Linked DNA regions of Homo sapiens: region 2 is linked to region 1. The links are chromatin loops, found by intact Hi-C in ENCODE. Cell type or tissue: MCF 10A. All regions are shown on one strand. Links, peaks and the distances in the headings refer to the core of each region. The heading gives the core; the rest is flanking DNA.

Evidence for each region. Peaks named below come from ENCODE experiments on the same cell type or tissue, not always from the same donor. Only the 100,000 strongest peaks of a DNase experiment are listed, where the experiment ranks them.
Region 2: a loop joins it to region 1, with 2.5 times the contacts of the local background. A loop is called at or near these places in 4 of 110 quality-filtered maps.

Annotation. Positions count from the first base shown.
Region 1 is chr5:133,369,214-133,380,059 of GRCh38, reverse strand. The region is part of intron 4 of FSTL4 (follistatin like 4); the gene reads left to right. LOC124901068 (a long non-coding RNA gene) reads left to right here and starts at 1,218. Exons shown (of 2, transcript XR_007058941.1): 1 at 1,218-3,114. RefSeq lists enhancers at 8,716-9,250, 8,353-9,552. In MCF 10A, for the core only: no CTCF peak of the experiment used is centred there; DNase peaks (open chromatin) are centred at 6,589 and 9,329.
Region 2 is chr5:133,455,282-133,466,127 of GRCh38, reverse strand. All of the region lies in intron 3 of FSTL4 (follistatin like 4), which reads left to right. Among named protein-coding and RNA genes, the nearest start is that of MIR1289-2, 33 kb to the right of the region's middle. RefSeq lists an enhancer at 7,507-8,706. In MCF 10A, for the core only: a CTCF peak has its summit at 5,774 (motif pointing right); DNase peaks (open chromatin) are centred at 5,807 and 8,877.

The sequences.
Region 1 (10,846 bases), core at 1,943-9,942:
ATAGAGTCTCACTCTGTCACCAGGCTGGAGTGCAGTGGCTCACTGCAACCTCTGTCTCTCAGGTTCACGCCATTCTCCTGCCTCAGCCTCCCGAGTAGCTGAGACTACAGGCGCAAGCCACCACACCCAGCTAATTTTTGTATATTTAGTAGAGATGAGGTTTCACCATGTTGGCCAGGATGGTCTCGATCTCTTGACCTTGTGATCCGCCTGCCTCAGCCTCCCAAAATGCTGAGATTACAGGCATGAGCCACTGTGCCTGGCCTGTTTCTTTTTTAATGTAAGCATTAATAGCTACAAGTTTCTCTCTAAGCACTCCTTTACTACATCTCGTAAGTTTTGTTACGTTGTGTCCTTATTTTCATTCATATCAAAGTGTATTTTCTCTTGTAATTTCTTATTTGACCCATTGGTTATGTAGGTGTGTGTTGTTTAATTTCCACGTATCTGTGAATTTCCCAGATTTCATTTGGATACTGGTTTTAATTTCAGTCTTGTGGTAGATGAACATATTTTGTGTGACTTCAGTTCTTTTAAATTTATTGAACTTTCTATTCTGGTCTAGTATATGGTCTGTCCTGGAAAATGTTCTATGTACACTTGAGAAAAATGTGCATTCTGCTTTTGTTAAATAGGGTGTTCCAGCGGGATCTAGTAGGTTTAGTTGTATCATAGTTTTGTCAGTCTTTTATTTTCTTGTTGATCTTCCTAGTTGTTCTATTCATTATTAAAAGTGAGATATTAAAGCCTCCATCTATTATTGTCATCTATTTCTTTCTTTAGTTCTGTCGCTTTTGCTTCGTGTATTTTGGGGTTTCTTGTTAGATGTGTATATGTCTAAAACTATTAAATCTTTCAAATTGATTAGCCCTTTTATTATTATCTGTTTATATAACACCTGGTTATCTCCAGTAGCATTGTTTTATATTAAAGTTAATTTTGTCTGATATTAGTATAACTCTTTCAGCTTTCTTATAGTTTCTTTTTCCATGCTTTTACTTGCAATCTATTTATATCTTTAATTCTAAAGTATGTGTTCTACAGCCAGCATATATTTGAATATTACTTTTTTATCCAGTCTGAAAATCTCTGCCTTTTGATTGGATTGCTTAATTCATTAGCATTTAATATGTTTATTGATATAGTTGGATTTATATTTGAAATTTTACTTTGCTTCTTATATGTCTCATTTCATTTATTCCTCTGTTTCTCCCTCAGTGCTTTGTTTTGTATTAACTGAACATTTTCTGTTGTAGCATTTTAAGTCATTTAATGATACTTTTCCTACATTTTTGGAGGGTGTTTTTAGTGATTTTTCTGGGGTTTACCATATACATCATAACTTATCAGAATTTACTTCAAATTCATACTAAAACTTTTAATTTCTGTGAGATATAGAAATGTTATTCCTATATGTATTTTACACTTTACATTTTTCTGCTATTACTGTTACACAAAATAAAACTATATATGTTACAAACCCAATAATACATGTTTTAAATTTACTGATTTAAATAATTTTGTCATTTGAAGCTGAGGGAATAAATGAGAGCAAGTATATAGTTATATAATTTGTATGTTAACCTTCTTATTTACCATTGCTGGTTTTCTTCAGTGTTTTTGTAGATTCAAGTTATCATTTGATATCATTTCCTTACTCCAATACAGTTTTGCACCCACCTACATCCTTTGTGCTATTATTTTCAAGTATGTTATATTTCTGTATGTTATAGGCACAATTGTACAGTTATAAACATATTATTTTATACAATTGCTTTTAAAATCAGCTAACAAGAAAGGAGAATAAATGTATATTTATACTGTCTGCTATAATTACATAGTTATCTTTGCCAGTGCTCTTTTTTTTTGGTGTAGATGTGATTACCATCTGGGGTCACTTGCTTTCAGCCTAAAAAGCTTCTTTCACCTTTTGTAGAGTGGGTATGTAGCAATGAATTATCTGTTTTTGTTTATCTGAGAATGTCCTTATTTTGCCTTCGTTTTTGAAAAGTGGTTTTGTTGGATATACGATTCTTTGTTTACAGTTTTGTTTTTTAGCACATTGAATATGTCATTCCACTGTCTGCTGGCTTCTTTAGCTTCTGACAAAAAGTCAGCTGTTAATCATATTGAAGTTCCTTTGTACACGAGTAAAAAAAAAAATTGTTGCTGCTTTCAAATTTTTCTCTTTGTCTTTGTTTTCTATATTTTTAGTAGAGTGCACCTGGATCTCTGTGTATATCTTCCTTGAAGATTGTTGAATTTCTTGGATGTACTGATTAATTTTTTAATCAAATTTAGGAAGTTTTTAGCCATTAATCCTTCAAATAATTTTCTGTTCCTTTCTCTTTTCTTTTTCTGGTGCTTCTACTGCACATATGGTGGTGTGCTTAATGGTGTCACACATTTCTCTGAGGCTTTGTTCATTTTTTTTTTTTGGTTCATTTTCTTCCCTAGTAAACTAGCTGTCCTACAGTCTAGCTTGTTGCTCTCATGGAGCTACCAGCCTCCTCTTAATTACTTACCACCAAAATGTTCATTGTTTTAAGAGTACTTTTAGGCTCAAACTTCCTCATACTCTGTTCCAAATTCCTCTCAGTCAGAGCTCTCCATTTTAATGGCCTGTCTCGCCCCATGGCCAAAATCTCCAAGCCACTGCTCCAGAGTTTGGTGTGGGCATAATGGCCCAGTTCTCTTAGAATGACACCCTTAGTTGTAATTCTAGCCTGGTTGTCATGGTAGACTCTGGTCTCTCAGTTCACTTCTCCCAGCATGAAATCTCTGTCCTATGAGTAAACTGGGGTGAGGGAACTTCGGGTCCCAGTGTTACTGCCCTGTCACACCAGCAGTAGAGTCTCCATCTTATGAGTCAGAGCTGAGTGGAAGATGAGAGCCCCAGACTGCTCAGTTGCATTTGCCTGGAATTTAGTCTCCACAGCCTGGAGCTGGCAGGGATTAGTTGTGCTGGCATCCTGACCTCCCAGGGAAATATTATATACCTTGACTGGAAGCTGGGGAAGAGGGAACCCTGTCTCCTTGGCACTTCCATCCAGAATGAAGCTTCCTTCACATTTAGCTGGCAAAGAGAGAGGGAGCAAGCAGATCATGGCTCAAGTAAGACTCTTGCTGTTTTTACTGAATTTAGTAGATTTTCTTTTTTTTTTTTTTTTTGAGACAGACTCTTGCTCTGTCTCTCAGGCTGGAGTGCAATGGCACAATCTCGGCTCACTGCAACCTCCGCCTCCTAGTTTCAAGCTATTCTCATGTCTCAGCCTCCCAAGTAGCTGGGATTATAGGTGCCCACCACCACACCTGGCTAATTTTTGTATTTTTAGTAGAGACGGAGTTTCACCATGTTGGTCAGGTTGGTCTCAAACTCCTGACCTCAGGTGATCCACCCACCTTGGCCTCCCAAAAGTAGATTTTCTTGAATAAATGTTTCTTCATGTGCTATAGGTACTTAGGAAAATTTCCAGATACTTTAACCGGTTGGGTTTGGAGTGTGTGTGTTTTTTTTAAAATCAAAATCATCATTTCACCATTTATATTTATTTCTCTGAAGAGCATGTCTACAGAGTTCGTTATGCCATAATTCTAAAAGCGGGACCCAATGTTTATTTTTTTAGTCTACCTGGATTTAATGTGTTGTGAATGGTATAATGCAAAGGCCTAGTTTTATTATTTTTCACATGAATTCCAATTCCAATTTGCCCTAACTCCATTTATTGAAAAGTCTATCTGTTCCCCCAGAGATCTACAATACTGCCTCTGTCTTGTAGCAAATGTCTGTTTCTGCAGGAGCATATTGCAGAGTTCTTTCTTCTGTTCAGTTGATCTATTCCTGCACCAATACCACAATGTCTTAATTATAAAAGCTTTATATAGTAAGTTCTGATATCTCATAGGACAAGCCCTTGTCCTTCTTCTTTGAGAGCACTGAAGCTGTCTTCAGGACTTTGTATATGTTTATAAATTGTAGATTCAGCTTGTCAAGTGCACACGTGTGTATACACACAACCTGTTGGAAATTTGATTTGTATCGCATTGAGTCTATGGGTAAATTCAGGAAGAATCAACATCTTTACAAGACTGTGGCTTTCCATCCGTAAACATAGTATATCTCTCCATTACTTAAGTATAAATATCAACTGATGCAAGCAGTATGTGTGCTCTCTAAGGCCATGGATCTTCCAGAAACTTGTAATATTTTCTACTCTCTCCACTCATCTCACAAGGGTTCATATCACTTTAAATCATGTCAATGTGGGAAGAACAAATTAACTTTAGAGGCTATTACTGATCCCAATGTGACAGAAAGCCAGATTTCTAGACAAGTAGATATTTTTGGTAGTTGCCTCTAATGGATCAACTATACCCAACGGGAGTGAGAGTAGAATAAGGTACATTTTTATCACAAAGTAGCACCTACTTTAAAGCTCCTCCACTGCTTTTTACTAACCAGTTTATTTCCTTTCATGCTTTCACCAACACTCCAGCTGTTTTCTGACAATGGGGAACTAGCATGAGGCTTGGCTATTTCAATCAAGGCAGGAAAATATTGATTAGGGGTCTTTAAAAGTAACTGCTGTTGCTTTCCTTTTATTGTTGTTTTTCTGATTACAAAGGTATTATGTATTATTTCCAGAGAATTTAGGACATACAGAAAAGCACAAAAGAGAAAAATAAAAGTGATTTACCATCAGAGAGAACCAGGGATAATATTTTGGTATGTAACTTTAGAGTCTTTTATATATATATATATATATATGCCATGCACACCCTATGTTTTGGGTTTTTTTTCAAAATAGCTCTTTATAAATGGATCTCTTTATACAACAGTAAGTCAAACCATTGTTTTCTTTGGAAAACAGCAGGTAATGGGTGCTCAAGAGTGCTGCAGGGAAAGTGCAGAGAATCCCTTCAGGAGAGACAGAGGTGTTTAAGTTGAGACTGCCAACCAGGTTATGCACCAGCTCACTCCTCGAATACCACCTACTGATTTCTAGATGGCTGACGTGAATTTGATTGCCTCTCAAGGTTCCATCCAACTCTAAAGTTTTGGGACTCCAAGATTTCTGTCTGATCTGTGGTCCCATGTCACCTAACACTGTCATAGGCCTGAGTTGTTGAAATGAGGGGTGCTTAGTCAGTCTGGTGCTATAACGGATTATCATAGTCTAAGTGGCTTAAAGAAATTTATTTCTCACAGTTCTGGGGGCTGGGAAGTCCAAGATCAAGGTGGTAGCAGAACTGTGTCTGGTGAGGGTCCTCTTCCTGGTTTGCAGATGACCATCTTCTTGCTGTGACCTCACATGGTAGAGAGAGAGAGAGAGAGATCATCTCTTCCTGTCTTTTTTTTAAAAGGGTATTAATCCCATTCATGAGGACTCCATCCTTGTGAACTAATTACCTAACAGACACCTCACCTCCAAGTATCATCACATTGGAGATTTATGCTTCAGCATATGAATTTGGGGAGACACAAACATTCAGTGCATAGTTAGGGGTTTTTGGTTTGCTTGTTTAACTGCCCACCAAGAATATGATTGGAAAGTTCATATTTAACCAAGATGGTAGTACTGTCACAATTTCTTTCTAGAAGAGATAATATTAAAAGACCATTTCATCTGCACAGCTCAATTCCACAGAGAAGAGATGGTGAACTCAGGCTTGTCTCTGGTAAAATCATTGTGTGCCCTGGGCCCAGAACCCCTGTGTGGACCCCTTTCCTCCCTTCAGCTCCACCAGTACAATGGACCCTTGTCCAGAAAGGGACTTCTCGTGAATAAATTTGCCTCCATAATGACCGAATAGGAGAAAGTTGCACATCTAACCACCTGTAATTATCAAATAAAATCCTTTGTGCCCAGGTCAGTAAGTCTGAGTGTGGGCAGTTGGAGGAGGATAGGGAAGCCAGGGGAGGGGGCAGGAGGACCTTCCCAGATCCTGTGAAATCACCCTTCTAAGTTACCACTCAGGACATGGCTAGCTAGATTAATGTGGGGCTCAGGGTTTCCCTGCCCAAGGGACTTCATTTCAGGTCAGGCAGAGGCAAGCAGCTTAGCCCTCACATCTGTGCTGCTGAGTGTGGTTACTGCAGGAGAGAGCTGGAGTCTAAGGGAAGAAACTTCCCATGCTTCCTGAGGGGTGGGGATAACTCTGAAGCTCTGTGACCAGTTCTATTTAAGCCAACATAGAGAAGGGCATCATGCTGCTGAAGGTAGAGGCAAGTGATGCTTCATCCTGAGATTTTGGGGACCATTGCTGCTCAGGTGCTTGTGCTGTTCACCCATCTTAGTGCCCCACCCAGGGAGATGGAGGGTGCACTGTGGCCCCAACCCAGTCTACATGGACTAGGTTATGATCAAGGCTTCCCAAGAAGGGAGGGTAGGTTTGGTGGGGTCTGCCCCAAACAGTTGTTCAGTGTGGGGCCAGCATCCCACACACCCAACCTGGTGTTAAGTTATGGATCAGCTTGGCCATGAAGCAGTATATTCCAGCTCACTCATTTTCACATTGGTGCTGCCGCCTGTTCACACTGGTTCCTTCTTGTATGTGCATCCAGTGGATCTCTGCTTCTACATATAGCTCATTGTGCAACCCTCCCACATGGTGGTGTTACTCATGGATTTCACATTCTTACTCTCAGGATGTGTTTCAAGGAAGTTACCCTCGGAAAAAACTCTTCCAATCCCTATAATTCCCACAGTCCAAGATTCAAGGTGCTGACCGCCCACCTCCTGCATCACCCCAAAAGGCAGTGGGCTGGTGGTGTCATGTCAGCTCTTGTTGGCTGCAGAGCCCTGGGGGCTCTTCGTAATAGCCGCAGGCCTTCCTGGCAGGGATTAGAATAGTCCATTTGGGCTTCCTTAACAGAATAGCACCAAATAGGTGATTTAGACAACTATGAAAATTTTATTCCACCTTTTTGGGGTGGCTTCTTAGCCACCTTTTTGTTGCATGCTCACATGGCAGAGAGAGATCCTCTCTCATGTCTCTTCTGAGAAAGGCACTAATCCCATTCATGAGGCTCCCCCCACCTCCTAATACCTTCACGTTGGGGATTTAGGCTTTAATGTATGAATTCTGGGGAGACACATTCGGTCCATAGCAGCCAGCCATGATGTTCTCACAGGTGGGAGCTGCTGAGAAAGCAGCTGTGACAAAGAACATGAAGAAGCCTGTTACAAGGAGTCACCCTCCCTCTGGGCACAATTAAAGCAGAGTGCCCGGCCTGTATATGCCAGAAATTTCAGTTCCTCCCCGCTGGAGGCTCAGTTCGCACCATAAAATGCCACATTTGATATGCAGATTCCCTGAACTCTCCAGAGAGGAGCTGGCTACCCAAGGGGAAACAAAGGCTGTTCAGAATGTGTCTGGATCCATTCCCCCATAAGTGATGTTAACACTAAAACACAACAGCTCTCTTTCATCGGGCTGGTTTTATGGCTCCCACTCCAACTGTTGCTTGGAATTGTGGTTGTCCTCATTGGCTTTTTACTACCTTTAAAAGATCCTTTGCAGAAGCCTGTTGGCTGGCTTCCTGCTGACTCCAGGGCTCGTTGTGGAAAGGCCTGGAAGGTTGGCGACTAGGAGCCTTGGGCCATGACCCAGTCCTAATACCAAGGTAAACACTGAGCTCAGTTATGTGTTCTCTCCTTGGTGTCACGTGCTTAGGGGGATTCTGACACACAGGTGACCTCCAGGGGGCAAAGACTAGGATCACACACAGTCTAAAAACTTTATTCCACAGGACAATAAATTTTAAAAAATAGATAGATAGATAGATACATACATACATACATACATACATAGATACATAGATACATAGATACATAGATAGATAATTCCCCTGCCAGTCCTCAAATCTCAGCATGAAGCATTATCTCCCTGGCGGGAGAAACATGAAAACTGTCTCCAAAGCTGATGGCCCTTTACCTGGAAGTTTGATGAGGTGTGTTTGGCAGCCCCAGCAGGCACATGTTCGGCCTGTGGGTGGGTGACAGGGAGGCCAATTTCAAATGCCCTGCTTGTCAGTGTCATGGATTTCAATTCCTCTCTCCTGGAAGCAGTTTCCACCATAAAATGGTGAGCCTTCCAACAGCTGGGGCTGCCTTTGCAATGGGCCTCCCGGTGATGAAGTGGGCTTCCCGTCCCTGGGAGTGGACAAGCAGCAGCCGAGGCTGTTGGGGAAGAGGCGGAGGAATTTCTGCCCCGGGAGCGAGGTCTGACGATGAGGAGTCCTTCCAGCTCTAACAGACAGTGTTCATACCTCAGTGTTTTTCAAGCCCCAAATCAGTTTCTTTAATGATGCTCCTGTAACAAACAATGCCCAGTGATCGCTGAAACCATCTTTTTTCACACTTCAAAAGAATCTGAGAACAAAGGTGAAAATGACATTTCCTTGTCTGCCAACTGATATTTACGCACATGAATCATCTGACACATTCCGCATTACTTTACAGGCACTTCAAATGGAGGCTTTTCCCCTGGGAGCTCTTGTGTTGTGCCAGACAAGTGGAGGCCCTGTAGGGACACTCAGCGGCTCTCACACCCTAGACAGGTCCGTCCTGCCACCAGGAGTCAGGCCCACACTTTCCGTAGACCCTCTTCCCTCATGCTTGCTTTTTCCCATCCTGGGAGTTTTAGGGACACTAGCCATGATTTTAAATTTCACGAGACCTACATGGGATAAACCCTCAAGAGTAGATATGTTAAATGTCAGGAATGCCTCTTGCGGTGAGGGCCTTGGGAAAGCAGTGCTGGCTTCTGGGCAGCCCCAAAACATGGGCAGAGCTTACGTGGTCAGAGTCTCGGAGTGGACACCCTTTGTAGGTTGTGTGGCTCATTCCATTAAGTCCCAGAGCTGGCCGGTCTTGATGGCCTGGGGTTGGTGACCCTCTGAGTCCTCGGGACCGTTGGCCCTCTGTGCGCTGTCCCTCCATGCCCCATCCCTGCATGGGCCCTGCTTGCCAGCATTGCCCAGAACTACCCAGGCATTCAGAGAACCAGGCTGGTACTGGCCAGGGAGGCAGCCAGGGCCTCTGTCATCACAGGCCTGATGTCCAAGCTCACGTCTGTGCTGGGAACCCAGTTTGCAGCCAGTCATGGCAGGGGAGAGCCATCTCTTACCCTGGGTTGACTCAGCACCCCAGCACCCACTCGATGACCCCAACCTGCCTTTCCCTGTTGCTCCATGGGGCCAGTTGCCTTAGACCCTAATGAGTCTTTGAACTCTGGCTTTCTTTCCTTCTTCTCATTCCTGAAACCACCCCCTCTGCTCTGAGGGCGAGGCTGCCTGAGCCTCTGACTCACTGCTGCCTCACACCTGCCTACCCCTTCTCCCCACTTCCCACAGCACCGCCTCATCCCTCATTCCTTCTCTCCAGCTGGCGGGACAGGAGTCCAAACCCCAAGACTGCCCAAAGACCATGCTTCAGGACCCATGCTGCCCTTCCCCGAGCCTGTCCTCACACAACTCTGCCTAGGAAGCCAGACCACACAGGACCCTGAGCACGCTGGCTTGCCTGGGAGAACTACTGTCCTGTTTCCCTTCAGGCCTGGGACCCCTGTCTTACTTTGGGTATCCTCCAGCAGGCTTCCTGCCCAGCCATGGCTAATGTTTAAAAAAAAAATTAGGACTCTCCCACAGGGAGAGGCTCCTTAAATAGGATCCAGATGCTTCACTTTTAGAGAGGCTGGCCTGCAGGCAGATACCAAGTGAGGGGCCATCTCAGTCTCAGCCTGTCTCCCTGCCCACAGCCCAGCCTGCCAACCACAGCTGCCATATTCCAAGCGACCTTGTCATTTCCTCAGCGACAAGCAGAGAACTCTGGGCAGAAATCATGTTCCTCTTCTGCCCTGGAGAACTCTGGGTCTCATCAGGGCAGACAGAAAATATTAGGGCATGATTGAAGATGAAGGTTGTGGGGCTATGACCACATGCACGGTGACAGTTCAAAGGAGCTAGAACAGTAAGAGCTGGGTGGCCAGGAAGCTTCCTGGAGGAGGGGGATTGGAATCCAGTAGGATGCTCTTGGCTTGGGTGGGTGGAGGGCAGCCCTGCTAGATAGGACCAACCCCAACAAAGGGATCAAATCAGCAGCGCCTCACTGGCACCTGGGGAGGGAGGGAGGGAGGTGCTCTTCTACCTGTGTCATAGCTAGCTGCCCTGTGTCCTCTGCCACCAGGGATTCCTCAGCTCTGAGACTATCTGGAGTGGGGTGCCTAATGGGTTAACTAAGCCCTGCTGATGCCAGGTGACAGAACCCACCCAGTAAATCAAATGGCACAAGTGTGTTGCCCTTAATGGTGTCGTTTGAGGCCAAATGAGCCTGCTAGAGTCTCTAAAATCACACTGTGTAGGAGGCGCCCACCTGTCAGAATGGGGCCCACCTAAGCTGAGCATTTTGTGGAGAATAAGAAAGTAGGTGCCTGGGCAGTGGGAGGGGCTGTGTCAGGCTGGGTGCCAGGACTTGGTGTTCTAACCTCACCAGGTTGTGACGGAACAAGCCTGGTCCTCCCACCCAACCCCCTGCCAGGTGGCTTCAGTTTCTCCCTCTGTGCAATAGAGGGGATTGGCCTTACTGTTTTCTCAGTCCCCTTCTCATCATGATATTCTGAGACTCTGCTGTGAGTGGCATGAGATGTCTCGGTGTGGCTCTCCACCCAGGTCCTGCTGAGGAGACACAGGAGCAATGAGCCCAGGGAGGGGATTAACAGAGGGACCGCCCATGCTGCAAATTAGCAAGATACCAGCTGCCAAATGTAACAACTTGTGTAATTGGCTTTTTGTTTTATTAAGAGGCATGATTCTCTTTAGCCAAGCCTCAAATGCCAGATGGGC
Region 2 (10,846 bases), core at 1,495-9,494, 87 kb before region 1:
GGAGCAGGATGTGGTGAGAAACTTGCTCAAGAAGTGGGTAAACACTTTGATGGCAGAGGCCATGTCCCGTTTCCTTCCACTCACAACCAAGTGAGGGGCACAAATTATTCCTTCCCCCTGCCCCACTGCAGGAAAATGTACAAATCCTAACTTAATCTCTCCCATAAGCACTGGAAGCTTGTTGGCATAGGGATTAGAGGTCTGGTCTCTACGATAAGCTAGCCACGATGTTGAGCCTTCAACCATCGATAAAATCACTTGGAAATCCAGTATCCCTGTTAGAGTTGGTTTCAGTGCCCATGTTGCATGCTGCTTTGTCAGGGTCCTCATTAAGACTTTCTTCCTCCCACCTTAGACAGCACTGACCCTCTGTTCAGGCTCACACAGTCGCTGTCACCCAGGCCCACCTGCAGCTGTGCTGCCACTCACCAAAGTCTGAGAGGAACTGCTCCCTTACCAGGACAGTGAGCACTGGCCCAACCCCACTGTGCTCCTCCATGTGTGTGGGGAGTGGCCTCCCCACCCCCTGCCCAGAGCAAGAACTGATTCTGGGTCACCCACCCAGGACTAGAACCCAGAGCTAGTCTGCCTCACTCCTGAACAACCACCGCTCCCACCATGGGCTGGGCTCAGCACCCTGCTTGGGGCTTCGTGGAATATGTGGCATGGGACCTGGCCTCAGGAAGCTTATTCTCTATTTGGGGGGAAAGTAACAAGATAATACAAGACAGCACAGAATCCTGTTCATATTTCTGTGGCACGGTCTTACGGATGAGAGGAGCTCAGAGGAGACTAATATGGGTTAAATCAGGTAGGAAAGACTTTGAGAGGCCATAAGAACTTGAGCCTGACTTTGAAGGGTGGGTAAGAAATAGAATGGGTGCTCCCAATGGAGGGAACACCAGGCAAAGAAAGGAGTGAGCATGGCATGGGCAGAGGCCAGGGGAGACCAATGTGGCAACGCCTTTCAGGGACTAGCAAAGATAGCAGGCCGGACTGCCCTATGTGCAAATTACCATTCATATAAATGACTGATACCCTTTACTGAGAACAAATGAGGAGAGAGAGAGAGTAAATACAAAGTGACTGCATGCATGAATCAATTAATAAACGAAGGTGTCGAGCACCTGAAGGCAGGTTGGAAAATAGGAAGGACCAGCAAAGGTAGGTGGGGGTTGGGGAAGCCAAGCACTGACTTCTTGGGGATGTATTATAGATGTGGTTGAGTAGAGACTGCTCCTATCAGGGAAGGTCACAGAAAGGTCCCACTTAAATTACTAGTTGAGTCCGCTATATTTTGTATGAAATACATACATAAAAAGTATGAAAACAGCCTCTTCTTTTGCATAACCTTTGAGAATTTCCCCGATCAAATCCTGCAGCTGGGTGAGCAACTCCCTGGCTCGACTCTGTGTGGCCTCCAGGTCCAGGGACCAAGTTTTCCCCAGGCTTCCTTGCAGCAGCTTTCTCCCTCCTTCATGGCTGACCTGCACCTCTCCCCTCCATGGGGGGAAGGTAGGAGTATGAGCTCAGTGCTGGAAGCTGCTGTTCTGGGAGAGTTGCTTGTGCCACAGGAGTCAAATGAACTTTTCCCCACGAGGCCGGCCCCTCTGCTGATGCTGTGTTTGTAAAACCAGTAAAGGTTTTCCTTTTGTGAAAGAGAGAGAGAGATATCCCTTGAACAACTGGAACCTTTTAAGCCTGGGCTATGGTTTTGTTTGGGGTATTTGGTGGTGTGGGGGTGGGACTGTCTTTCTCATTATTAAACCAGAAAAACCTGCATATGGACTCAGCAATGAAGAGTGATTTTGTTCTTGGGAAAATGTAGCAGCCTTCAAGTTAGTAACTTGGGCTCTTCTGGGCACCTCCACTGCCGCACCTGGCCTGGTGGATTTGCGCTCAGATAGAGCAAAGGCAGGGCTGGGCTACAGATGTCTTGTGCAGACGGGGAGGGGCGGCCCCAACACTGCTTAGTGTAAGTGTCATCTCAGAAGCAGAGCTTCTAGGTGGAACATCCAAGGGCACCTTGAGACGTGAGACGGTTGATCCATCACAGTTGTGATATGTCAGTGAGTACACACTCCAGGTTCAGGGACTGTCACCTTGGGAGGTGATTGAGACTGAATTCAAAACAATGAATCGATACTGACATGGAAGAATAGTTTGGCAAGAAGGCTTGGAACTGCTCTGCACCAAATTTGTAATGCCAGTGAAGAAGCCAGTCCTTGGCTTCCCCAGCCTCCACCTAACTTTGCTGGTCCTTCCTATTCTCCAGCCTGCCTTCAGGTGCTCAGCACCTTCATTTAGTAATTGATTCATTCATGCAGTCACTTGTATTCGTTCTCTCTCCTCATTTGCTCTCAGGAAAGGCTATCAGTCATCTATGCCAGGATATATTAAAGTCAAACTCCTTGACACAGGATATTGTACTTTAATCTTCATAGCTGTATGAAAAACCCAGTCCTCTGATTATGTAAGAAATTTGTCCTAGGAGGTTGAGAAGCCAGGAAAAGATGAGGGAGGAGAGTGTGCTTTAGGGAACAGACCATTTCCCCTGCCTTGCTGTCTGGGTTTGCACCCCAGAGAAGAAACACAAAGCACAGGTACAAGGGGAAAATGGATGGCCAGTGGTGAAGAGAAATTGCTCTAACACTTGGTTGAACTCAAGTCCAAATACGACAGGGACAGGTAGGGATTTACAGCTGGTGGAGTAAGGGAAAGGATGGAAAATTACCAAGAGGGCTTAGTTTGGTGTAGGGGGTGGGGAACTTGATTAGACTTCTAGGTGGAGGAAGAGACACTTGATTGGATATCAAGAGTGGAGGATCCTGGATAAATTGGCTTCTCAGGATTCTTTGCTAAAACTGGGCCCAGTAGACCAAGGATTAGGCCCTGCAAAGCAGAGGGCTCAAAAAAGCCTGACTAAAATTTGTTCAAATCTCTGTCACCAGGTACTCATAGGACAGGGAGTGTCTGTGAGGCCTGACACACAGTCACTAAGGATGCTGGCGTGGCCTTGGGCCTGCCGTGATTGCTTGCTGGTGCTTCATGCATAGTAAAGATGGTCAAATCCCTGAGACCTAGAAGAGACTTCCTGCCTCGCACGGCATTCCTCAGCCAGGCTTTGGAAGGAAGATGAAGCCAGACTCTGGTTGCTTGCGAACTCCAGGAGCACAAAGTCTCCCATCTCTGAGACCTTGGCCCAGGCGCAGCTCAGAAACTGAGTGTGGTGTCAGGTCACCTGCTCTCTAGGTTACAGAAAGCCCCAAACTGGCTCAAATAGTAGGGAAAATTATTTTTACACATTGCCAAGTCCATGAATAGGGCAGGCCCCAGGCTCAGAACCATCATCAGTATCAAGCGCCGGCTTCCTTCCACTCTATCATCCTTCGTGGGCCAGCTTAGCCTTCCAGCTGGACCGTGCAGAGTCACTCACAGACCCACATCCAAGGAAAAAGACTATCTCTTCAGAATCCTTCTTAGCACTCCTCACATTTCACTGGCCAGGGTAGTCTACCGGCTCCTTCCCGAACCAATCGTTGTCATGGAAGTGGGATTTCAGGAGTGTCTTTGATTAATCGTTAGGAGTGAAGTGGAGGCTCCAGAGTCAACCCCTGCATCCTCCACATGTGCTACTTTGAGTCCACTTGAGTTGAATTGAATTCTGGGCCACAGAGTTGAGTGTTAATGGGCTGAAAGATAATTAAGGTGTTTTCTACATCTTGGAGTGAGAACAAGAGCACGCATGTGCCCTGGCACCAAAGGGACACAGAGCTTGGCATATTTCCTAGGAATTCTCCAGGGTGTGGGGAGAGGGAGGACCAAGCTCCCAGGCCCTGCCCCTCAAGGGCTATGAGTGCCAAGCCTGTGTGTGAGCACCTGGCCAGCTTTCTGTTTGAGAAGACATCATCTGGGGGGCCAGAGGGGACATCGGGGCATGTCACAGAAGCAGTTGTCGTGGCTCTCTTGCCTCAGTGAGGACGTGGTCTTGAGATCTGTGTCTACCTTTCTCTCCCCAATGCCCCTTCTTTGGACAGTGTCTGTGATGGACTCAGGTGAGGTCAGATGGTTTTTGAAAGCAGATGGCCCCCACTTGCTGCCTGAGACCATTGTTTACTTCTCATATCATGGCTGGCAGCAGGGCCTGTGCTTGGCAGGACTCTTCCTCTAAACCTGCATAGGCCTAGAGCTTGTCTCATCCTTGCTGAGAGCCAGGAGGTTCTGAGGTGTGGTTGTGAGAATGTGTAGTTATTTTCTTATTTAAACATCCTAGGTCTCGGTCTTTTCTTTTTAAATGTGTTGGGGGAGTAAAGTTCTCAAATGAAGATAACTTATGAGACTTATTACGCAGGCTGATCAAATGGCATGATAAATCATATAAATGGTATAAAATGCTTTGATATGAATAGCAGAATAGTGAATAAGGATGAAGCATCCAACCCTTCTCCAAGGTCACTGGAGTGAAAAATATCTTATTGGGCGCCCCAGATATGTCCAGTCAGTCAGCAACAGAGCCTAGCTTGTAACTTCCGTAGAATTTCTTTGCTAATTCGGAGGGTTTGTTTGTTTGTTTGTTTGTTTGTTTAGGGAGTAAAAATCAAATTTGCATTCATCCCAGGATGTTTCAAGGACAGATTTACAGCAACAAACATTGGTGAACTAAAACTGGGAGATTGCACTGTAGAGTTAGGATATGGAACAGAAAAATGTTTAAAGCTCCAGTAAACTACCTAGAAATGTAATTAAGTCCCTTGCAAGAGGCCAAAATGCCAAAAATGTGACAGTCACCCTGTTCTTGAAGAACCACTTCTGGAGGTAATCAGTCTGTTATGACAGGGGAGGATGGATGGAGGCCCCAATATTGTGTCGTGGATTGAAACCCATGCTAGTTAGGGTATTGTCCCTTTAGATTGGCAATTTTAATATCAGAGCCACATTGACAGATGGAATTTGAGTAAGTGATTTGTGCAAGCAGTCCACAACTCACAAGAGAGTTTTGCTCCCAGCAGTTTAGCATTAGGCAGTCATCTAGACCTTTGAAAACAAAAATGCATTTTTTTCCACAGGAGTATTCTCCTGAATGTGGTTTGACTTCTGCACTAGTGTCCAAAACTTTATTTAACCTTCAATGTTGCTAAAAACTACTTTATACATACAATTAATATCATGGAATCCAATGTTATAAGAAAAATTGTAGCACTGAAAGGGAAATTGTTCCTTTATTTTCTCTTGCTTGGCGTAACCTGAAGGAAACAGATTTAACTGAAAGAGGATGAGAAGTTAGCCTCAGAGCATGCAAGAGTTGGAAGGCGTTTGAGCCAGAGCTCAATTCAAGCCCTTGTTTATCAAACGAGGAAACTGAGACTCAGAGAAATTTGGTGTTTGGCCCAAAGTCACACAGCCAGCAGTGTGACTAGCATTCAGGCCTGCCCTGACCCAGTGAATACTCCCTGTAGAAAGTTTCCAAAGAGACAATCAGATCCCCTAGGTAGCGTTGGGCCCCACTGGAAAGTCGACTTTTTTTCAGTTTCACTATAAAACATGCCCTGTTACTTCTTAAAACGGAGATGAGGCTTGCGACTATTAGGCTTCTCTAGGAATAGAGCCCTGGAGCTCATAGACAGAAAGAAAAGAAATGTGTGTTCATGCGAGAAGCAATGATAAGGTGAAACTAACTGAGCTGGAAACTGCAAAAGACCAGGAGCAGAAAATGTGTGGTCCCTGCAAGGAGGAGCGGGGACCCCAAAATCAGATGGCGGACAGACAGCTGCACACTAGGTGGCGCTGTCATCCCCCCGGTGGCTTGGTTGCTGCCCTTGGAAAGAGCACTGGGGAAGGTGTTACCGGTGGAGGGTGTCCAGGTTCTCGGTGTCTTGAACAAAGAATTGGACAAAACGCACAAAGCAAGAATGAAGTAACATAAGCAGAGATGTACTGAAAATGAAAGTACACTCCACAGTGTGGGAGCGGGCCTGAGCATAGGGCCTGAAGGGCCCCGTTACAGAATTTATGGGGGCTTAAATACCCTCTAGAGGATTCCATTGGTTACTTGGTTTACACCCTATTTAAATGAAGAGGATGAAGTAAAGTTACAAAGTCATTTACTCGGCGTACACCCTATGGGGAGGATATTTCCTTTCGTAGCTGAAGTGTGAATCAGCCTCATGTGTTTCCTGCCTCCAGATCCTATTTTCCTACCTCAAAGGAGGACCCTGTGTCCATGACAGGGGCAGGGGGAGAGTGTGGCATGATTCTTTGCCTAGGGAAAGGGGAGGGTGGTGAGACACACAGCTCACTAGTCCAGTGTGGATAAGCCAGAGTTCATCAAAGATAACCCAAAACTCAGCGCCACAGCATTTCACTTCCCAAAGCCTGAGTTGACGCTTATGGTCTCCTGTTCTCCCATGAGAGAGGTAGCCTTGGCCCCCACAGCCTCTTTCCTCTCCTGTGTGACCCCATTGCCTCAGACTACAAACTGCTGGAGGACAAGGACTGTCTGTTTGGTTTTGCTTTGTTGTTAATTCTCCACAGTCTCCTCTGCAGATGTTTGATAATATCTGCTAATTGAATATTTAATTTACTCAACTCTAAGGTAGATTTTTGAGAGCAAAACAATTTTTAAAAAAACATTATTTTATATTGACACTTGAAGTTCTAAATAAGTGGGTTTTTTTTAACCTGGAATTAAAAAAATCTAATCCTCGTCATATTTAATTGTCCTAAATACTGAGTGACTCTTGGTATGCTATTAATTCCACATGCAGACTCTTCATGGGTGGTGGCTGATGGGGGCTTCCCTCTCCACTGCTTTGGAGGAAGGGCTGCCCTGCACGGACCCCAGGGTGGTGGAAAGGGAAAGCACTCTCGGGGACTGTCGGTGGGTTTGCTTTGCTCTTTGTTTTTAGCCTCAGAATAAACATATGTGCCCTTTGCTTCAGCCTCTCAGGCCCAAGGAAATGGGGAAAAACAGTGGAATCTCTGCAGTTTCTGGAAGACTGCTGGCTGAAAGCTTCCCGAGAGCCTTCAGCCCCACACATGCCCTCCTGCTTCCAGAGGCAGGTGGGGTCTGTTGGAGGTGGGGGCAGTGACACCATACCTCTAAGGCAGAGGTCTGAGCCATCCATCAGCACCAGCCTGACTTTCAGAGGCCATGGGAGCTGGGGTGTCTAATGTCCGCTGCGCCTCTCCTCCGTCCCCGTCTACAACAGGTGTGTGTGCACCCTACCCCCTGCTGCTCCAGAGCTCCTGGAGGATGTGATGGGGCCTTCACAGGAGGCTGTCCAAGCCAACGCTTGAAACAATCTAAAAGGTTGCAGGTTTTACAGCACTCAATCCTTCCCTCCTCCTCTCCCACCTTGTGTTTGGTGATAATACTCCCACAGACAACAGTGATGCCAGTGCTTGTGTCTGTGAGGCCCTGGTAACTGGAAAACAGTTGCCCATCATCTGGGGGCATTCCCATGAGGCCAGGCCATCCCCAGTCCACAGATGGGACCCAGGCCCAGAGAGGACATGTGGCTTGCCAGATGCAGAAGGACGGGGATTCCAACCCCAGGGCACCTCTCTGGCATTCCCATTAAGGAAGCCTATTCTCTCCTCATGAAATACATGGGATGAGATGCTGCCTTGGCCAATGCCAGACCTAACTTCAATTTGGGATGAAGACAGAGAACGGGGAGGAAGGAGGCTCACTACCCAAGGAGGTGAGCTGATGGCATCCCTGTTTCTTCCTGGGCATACACAGCTGGGATTGTAAAACCCAAGGCAGATATTTCAAGGCTGCCATTACCATTTTCTGAAGGACAAAATCATTCTTTTTTATTAATACATAAATAACTTTTTTCTTGAGCAGGCCCAAAGAAATGAAACACAGATGGTGATAATGTTGAAAATGTTTACCTATTTCCTCTCTGAGGACATCAGATTAGCCTTTTCTGTGGGCGGAATGTGTAATCTGCTGGAAGACAATATCATCCTTTTGATCTTAAAATACATTTTTCATATCTTTGCCGCAAAAGCTGATTATTATCATGACATTTTTAAACAATGACTGTTCACTGCGCAGAATGGGAAAGGAAAGTTCAGCTGAACGTATAGATAGATAGATGCTTGTCGGAGGCCAGGCTATGGGAATGAATTTTCCTGTGTTTCTTCTGCCTGGTGACATTTGACATTAACCCCTTCCTCCCGGACTCGGTCTTGTGCACTAATTGGAATCTGATGCTCAGCTGTAGGAATTGGCTGCTCCTCATTTACATGCAGAGACCATTGATTAATGGCCTCATCCACTCCTTCCAAGGTCACTGTGTTCCCTTTTCTTCTGGAAGTTAAAGAATGCTTGATTAAATGGCAGAAGCAGATTGAATGGGGAAATGTATGGGGAAGGGCTTTGTTACACCAAGTGGGGCAATGCAGACTTGAGATGCTGACGACTCCTTTGTAGGTGGAGCCCATCAGTGCAAATGACACAGGCAGCTGAGAAGCGTTTGATTGGCCCCGCTGCCTTGGCTGGCTAACATGAAACTGACAATTCTAAGAGGCTCCTCTTCACAGCTCACTCGCATCCCTTCAGGGCTTCACAGCATTTCAAAGGAAAGGCATTGGATAAAGGAGAAAGCAGCAGAAGTGGAAAGGACACAGATTTCAAACATTCTGTTTCACATTGGCTACAGAGTTTTGTTTGTGCGGGGAAAGGGGTGAGTCTATGCATACCAGGTACCACCCACCTGTGTGCTCCAGAAGGCCCGTGATATCCTGCCCAGTTGCTGAAATCTATAAAATGTCAGGCCAGGTAGCAGCAGGGTGAAAGGCTGGAAGCAGCCAGCAAAGGAAAGGTTAACGTGCGCATGCTGTTTGCAGTTCCATGGCATGTGGCATCTTGCACAACCAGGCCATTTTGCAACCGAGTTAAAATTCCCCTGCAGCCACAGGGAGGGAATAGATAAATCATGAATGAATTGAAATTATATTTCCTTCTCTTAGCTTTCTTTTTTTCTTCTTCTTTTTTTTTTTCTTTCTCTATCTCCCCACTCCAGGAAAAATGTTACAGAAAATTATAGGTTGTAAATTCCACCCAGTGCATTTAGCTCCATCCTTGCTGAGGGTCAGAGGAATGGAATCTCACCAGTCATATTTCATGAGGTCTTTCAGCAAGTTCCTGTACTGTGTAGAGATCTGAAGGGCAAAAATTCAAAAAGTCAGCAGGGCACAAATGGACCAGAGGTAGGAAGCAGACAGGTTTCCTGGGGCATCCTCTGGGTGCAGCCAGGCTGTGTGTGCTCCCAGCTCTTCTCAACTCAGAACCATTCATGTCACAGATAGTTGGGGGCTCGTTCCTATGCTGGGGCAAAACCATAGTGAAGAAAATTGCATGCTTATGTGGTGTGTTACTTGTGCTTCAGGGTTTTTTGTTTTGTTTTGTTTTGTTTTGTTTTGTTTTTTTAAGTACAACTTTGTATGATGTGCCTTGACCATTGACAAGTCTTCAGAAAAAAAGGAAAGAAAGAAAGCTTCATACTATTGGGTCCTAACCCAAAGTGCCAGTGACCACCAAGGGCTGTTGGCCTCAGCAGGGAAAGCCTGTGTCTGGGTCTTGAAGGCAGTGTAGGCAGCAGGCAGAGAATCAGCTGGTTTTCCCCCTCCCTAAGCTGGACTAATGCGTAAGCTACACTGAAGAAAGGGGAGGGTGACCATCCCCCAAAAGCAGGGCTCACTAGCCAAGTGTGTAACCCAGAGCACATCAAAGCTAAAGCAAAAAGTAGAAGCCAAAGCTATCACAAGGCCTAAGTTGGCGTCCAGTCCGAGCATGGCCCACTTGTTGTCTCAGGACGGCCAGCTTCACAGCCAGTGGGCTTCATCTCCACCCACCAGGAGGTTTGGGCTAGGGTGTGTGTATGTGCATGTGTGAGTCAGTGAATGATGTGCTGCAGAAATCAGAGATACAGAAGGACCCTGAGGAGCTCCTCCAAGAGTCCCTGGGGTCCTAATATAACCAGGACATTATGCCCAAAAGACTGATCCACATGGCTGAGGCTCTTTACAGGAAATACCTGCATTGCTAACTTACTATCCCCAGAACGCCCTCCCCTGCCTTACACGTAGCAAGTAGAACTTGCTGATGACAAGACACTACGAGAGCTGGGAACCTAGAAGTATTCGGCGACTGTCAGACCTCCAGGAGCCTCCCTGTGGGTTCAGAGGGAGCATGCACATGAACTTCTGGGTGCTAGCCCAGGCTGGAGGCATTCCCTTCCTGGCAAGGGAGCAGGAGGCCAGCACAGGTTTGCAGAAGTCCATGTCCTCAGGCTGTGGTGGAGTGTGGGCACCAGGCCAGGAGTCTTGTTCATAATTCCATGTCACCAACCCTTTGCCTTTTGACCATTCACTTCTCTTCTAAGACCTTAAGTATCATTTTGCTCTTGAAGCCTCCTTGAATATGGTCTTGAGCTGACATAAAACTTCCCTTGGGATTTTCCTTCTTTTCTCTCCATCTAGACATTTCTCTTTTGCAGGCCTCTTTCAAAGACCCTCTCTTGTCAGCTTCAGCTGGCTAAGTCTGCATGCCTGGGCCTTTCTAGCAGGTATTTGAAAACGCAATCAATGTATGTTAAGAAATGTAATCAATGAGGTACACATATATATATATATATGCTTAAAAAACAAATTTATTTTATCTTTTGCTGTGTTATCGGTAGCAGTTGCAATGTTTTACCTTCGCCCAGAAGTTACTATGCCAGAAATGCTCTCATTCATTCTTATGGGTTCAGCGTTTCCTTGCCTATTATTTTCTTGGGAAATAAAAATACCTCTCAAGATAATTGCCCAGCATTTTCATAGGATGAGTTTG